Regions from separate parts of the Homo sapiens genome. Here region 2 is linked to region 1. Evidence: read pairs that join two places in POLR2A ChIA-PET (ENCODE). Cell type or tissue: Panc1. All regions are shown on one strand.

What was found. ChIA-PET counts read pairs that join two places held together with the same protein. Peaks named below come from ENCODE experiments on the same cell type or tissue, not always from the same donor. Only the 100,000 strongest peaks of a DNase experiment are listed, where the experiment ranks them.
Region 2: POLR2A ChIA-PET joins it to region 1 with 8 read pairs; 5 of 35 experiments call an interaction of 5 or more read pairs at or near these places.

What each region holds. Positions count from the first base shown.
Region 1 is chr16:3,647,783-3,650,282 of GRCh38, forward strand. It overlaps a transcript of DNASE1 not described here. Among named protein-coding and RNA genes, the nearest start is that of DNASE1, 5.7 kb to the right of the region's middle. In Panc1, no CTCF peak of the experiment used is centred here; no DNase peak of the experiment used is centred here; H3K27ac peaks cover 357 bases.
Region 2 is chr16:3,705,560-3,708,059 of GRCh38, forward strand. All of the region lies in intron 1 of TRAP1 (TNF receptor associated protein 1), which reads right to left. Among named protein-coding and RNA genes, the nearest start is that of TRAP1, 11 kb to the right of the region's middle. In Panc1, no CTCF peak of the experiment used is centred here; no DNase peak of the experiment used is centred here.

The DNA of each region.
Region 1 (2,500 bases):
CACTTGAACCCAGGAGTTGGAAAGCAGCCTGGGCAGCACAGTGAGATCCCCACCCCATCTCTACCAAAAAAGAACAATTTTTTTTTTTAAATTAGCCAGGTGTGGCTGGGTGCAGTGGCTCACACCTGTAATCCTAGCACTTTGGAAGGCTGAGGCGGGCGGATCACTTGAGGCCAGGAGTTTGGGACCAGCCTGGCCAACATGGCAAAACCCCGTCTTTACTGAAAATACAAAACTTAGCCAGGCATGGTGGCGCACATCCGTAATCCCATCTACTAGGGAGGCTGAGGGAGGAGAATTGCTCAAACTTGGGAGGCCGGAGGTTGCAGTGAGCCATGATGGCACCACTGTCCTCCAGCATGGGCAACAGAGCAAGAACCTGTCTCAAAAGAAAACAAAACCAGGTGTGATGGCACATGGCAGGAGGCTGAGGCAGGAGGATCCCTTCAGCTCAGGCTGCAGTGCACTACAATTGTGCCTGTGAAAAGCCACTGCAGTGGCCGGATGCGGTGGCTCACGCCTGTAATCCCAGCACTTTGGGAGGCTGAGATGGGCGGAACACAAGGTCAGGAGATCGAGACCATCCTGGCTAACATGGTGAAATCCCGTCTCTACTAAAAATACAAAAAATTAGCTGGGCGTGGTGGCGGGCGCCTGTAGTCCCAGCTACTCAGGAGGCTGAGGCAGGAGAATGGCATGAACCCCAGAGGTGAAGCTTGCAGAGAATGGTGTGAACCCCAGAGGCGAAGCTCGCGTGAACCCCAGAGGCAGGCTGCAGTGCAGAGCCAAGATCGCGCCACTGCACTCCAGCCTAGAAAGAAAAGCCACTGCACTCCAGCCTAGACAACGTAGTGAGACCCTGTTCCTAAAATAATTTCTTTAAAAACAAAACATAAGGACCAATAAGAGCCATTACAAACTTAAGAGTTTACTATTAATACTTCCCAGTTATGGGTCAGTGTTCTGCTTTCCCTGATTGCCTCTTACATAATTTGTTACACAAATGTCTGTTTGCATGAATAAAAGATTGGATGTTTTATAGGATCTAAGGTCCATACATTTTGTTTATGGATATATCTCAAGTTTTATTATCATTTAACATCCATCTCAAAATGTGAACTTTTTTTAACCTATGAGTTCTGCCTCTCTTCTTCTTTTCATTTTGAAATCTATTGATGAGCCTGTCCTTTGCCATCTACGATTTCCCAGTCTGGGTCGTACCGTGTCCCCATGGTGCTGTTGAACGTGAGCCTCTGTCCTTGTATTTGCTTTAAGTTGTCATTTAGATCTAGAGGTTTGATCAGATTCAAGATTGTTTTGGCAAGAACTCTCCTAAGTGCTGCTGTGTGTGGTCTTGGATTAGAAGGGACAGAGGCTGTCTTTTGTGATGTTAGCAGCCACTACATCAGGGCTGAGATTAGGGACGGCAAAATGGTGACTTTCAGGTCTAGCATTCCTTCCTCGTGTATTAGCTGGAGTCCACCTATCTAAAGAGAGCCTTCTCGAGCTATGGGTTACTGGGCAGTCCTTTTTGCATAGGAAAGGCAGAATACCGCCTTGATCCTTTGACTTTATTTGCCTTTTTGCAGAAGAACAAGTTGAGTTCCTAGCATCCCCCTAAGGTGGCTGATAATTATTTTATGTCAACATGAACTTATGTATTGAAACACAGTGATATGTTTAATCTGTTGCAATTATTCTTTTCAGTAGCAATTTGTAGAACTGAGAATTTCTTTGTGACAGAACGTTGAAGCAGTGGTGAATGATGAAGGATAGAAAAGAAGTTATATTCAGTAAAGTAGGAAATCTAACTCAGGCATATGCATTATGTCAGATCAGAAGCTTCACACTTTCTCAGTTGAGAGCACTCTTGATTAAGGTTCAATAATTATTTTAATAGTAAGCCAAAAGAAATCCCTGATAGTGGTGCCGGAGGAGACAGGTTGTGTTTTTATCTTGTGGCCTGGGTAGTGTCCTGGGACCCTCTGCCCCATCTGAGTCAAGTGTTGTGGGATAAAGGAATCTCTCAGGGCGAGGAGCTTCTTAAGTTAAATCGGTAGAAATTTAGGCATGACATGGGCCTTCAAATGTGTGAGGAGCTGTATCATTTTATTTCTCGGTGTGTTTTCCCCAACTTCTAGTTGATAAAAAAAAAATTCTTAAAGAGTTTTCGTATGTGGGAGCTAAGGTGGTCTTGTAAAATTTCAAGTCATCCTTAAATAAAATGACCCGCCTGAGAACTTGCTCCCGCTAAGTGGCGAAATCAACTGGAGTTGGTTCCTACAAGTTTTGTTTATTCTAGTTTTGTTTGTAAGTAGGTTGTGTGAGTTAATTCATGGATATTTACTATATGTCTTTTAAATTAGAAAACATTTGTTATTATGTATGTCCTTTTAGATTTTACCTGCAGCTCATACTTTGAAATCATCACCCAGTAGTGTCTTACTCTAGCATCGTCTAAATCTGAGCATCATCTGGTGGAATCTTAAATTTCAGTAGA
Region 2 (2,500 bases), 58 kb after region 1:
AAAGTCTTTGGGGTTCATCCACATATAGCATGTATCAGCACCTCATTCCTTTTTATAACTGAAGAGCACTCCGCTGTATAGATTATTTTTTTCCATTCATCAAATGATGGGCAACTGGGTTGCTTCCAAATTTTTTGTGAGACAGAGTTTCACTCTCGTTGCCAGGCTGGAGTGCAATGACATGATCTTGGCTCACTGCAACCTCTGCCTCCCGGGTTCAAGTGATTCTCCTGCCTCAGCCTCCCGAGTAGCTGAGATTACAGGCATGTGCCACCACACCCGGCTAATTTTATATATATATATATTTTTTTTTAGTAGAGACGGGGTTTCTCCATGTTGGTCAGGCTGGTCTCAAACTCCTGACCTCAGGTGATCGGCCCACCTCGGCCTCCCAAAGTGCTGGGATTACAGGCGTGAGCCACCAGTCCCGGCCCTTTTTTTCTTTTTTTTTTTTTGAGACGGAGTCTCACTCTGCAGTGGTGTAATCTCCGCTCACTGCAACCTCCAATTCCCAGGGTCAAGTGATTCTCCTGCTGAGGCACCCGCCACCACGCCCAGTTAATTTTTGTATTTTTAGTAGAGACGGGTTTTGCCATGTTGGCCAGGCTAGTCTCAAACTCCTGACCTCAAGTAATCCACCCACGTTAGCCTCCCGAAGTGCTGAGATTGTAGACATGAGCCACTGCACCAGGCCCAGCTTCCAACTTTTTACTGTAACTTTTGTTTTGGGGTGGGGTGGGGGTCTCACTATGTTGCCTGGAGTGCAGTGGCTGTTTACAGGCACTGTCATGGTGCATGGTAGCCTCCAACTGGCAGGCTTAAGCGATCCTCCCACCTCAGCCTCCCAAGCAGGTGGGATTAGAAGGGCGCACCACCACTCCTGGCCTATTTGCACTCTTTTTTTTTTTTTTTTTTTTTTGAGATAGGTTCTTGCTCTTTGACCAGGCTGAAGTGCAGTGGCACAATCACAGCTCAATGTAGCCTCAAACTCCTGGGCTCGAGCAATTCTCCCACCTCAGCCTCCCAAATGGCTGGGACCACAGGCATGTGCCACCACACCCAGCAATTTTTAAAAATTTTTTTTCGAGATGGAGTCTCACTATGTTGTCCAGGCTGGCATTCAACTCTTGGCCTCAAGCAATCCTCCTGCCTTGGCCTCCTGAAGTGCTGCAATTACAGGCATGACCAACCGCACCCAGCCTCGTTTCCACCTTCTGATGGACCTTCAGATTGTTTTCATTTTCGGGTTATTATGAATAATGCTGCTATGAACATTCATGTGTAGGCTGTTCTGTGGACATGTTTTCATGTCTACAAGGTATGTGCCTCAGGGTAGAACTGTGGGGTCATATGGTAATTCGGTTTGACTGTGTGAGGAGCTGCAAGAATGTTTTCCTGCAGAGGTCGCACCGTTTTACATTCTCACCAGCAGTGTGGGAGGGTTCTGATTTTTCCACATCCTAGTTATCCATTTTGTATCACCTGTTTTTTTGTTGTTGTTTCTTTAATTTTTAATTATAGCCACCCTAGTGAGTAGGAAGTGCTAACTCACTGTAGTTTTGCTTTGCAGTTCCTAAACTGCCAGGCATCTTGAGTTTTTAAAAAAAATGATTTAAGAGGAAATCTTTTTTTTTTTTTTTTTTTGAGGCGGAGTCTCGCTCTGTCGCCCAGGCTGGAGTGCAGTGGCGGGATCTCGGCTCACTGCAAGCTCCGCCTCCCGGGTTCACACCATTCTCCTGCCTCAGCCTCCCAAGTAGCTGGGACTACAGGCGCCCACCACCACACCCGGCTAATGTTTTGTATTTTTAGTAGAGACGGGGTTTCACCATGTTGGCCAGGATGGTCTCAAACTCCTGAACTCGTGATCCACCTGCCTCAGCCTCCCAAAGTGCTAGGATTACAAGCGTGAGCCACCGCGCCCGGCCTTAAGAGGAAATGTTTCTAAACAAAATATATAACCCAAAAGGCCATAAATATAAGGACCACATAAAAATTTAAGTCAAAAGACAAACACCCGGGTGAGGTGGCTCATGCCTGTAATCCCAGCACTTTGGGAGGCTGAGGTGGGTGGATCGCCTGAGGTCAGGAGTTCGAGACCAGCCTGGCCAACATGGTGAAACCCCGTCTCTACCAAAAATACAAAAATTAGCTGGGAGTCGCAGCGGGCATCTGTAATCCCAGCTACTCCAGAGGCTGAGGCAGGAGACTTGCTTGCACTCGGGAAGCGAAGGCTGCAGTGAGCCAAGATCGTGCCACTGCACTCCAGCCTGGGCAACAGACAGAGCGAGACTCTAACTCAAAAAAAAAAAAAAAAAAGACAAACACATTAAGAAAAAAACTGGGGGCCAGGCACGACGGCTCCTGCGTGTAATCCCAGTACTTTGGCAGGCAGAAGTAGGAGGATCACTTGAGACCAGGAGTTCAAGACAAGCCGGGGCAATATAGTGGGACCCCATCTCTAAAAAAAATGTTTTTTAATTAGCCAGGCATGGTGGCACAT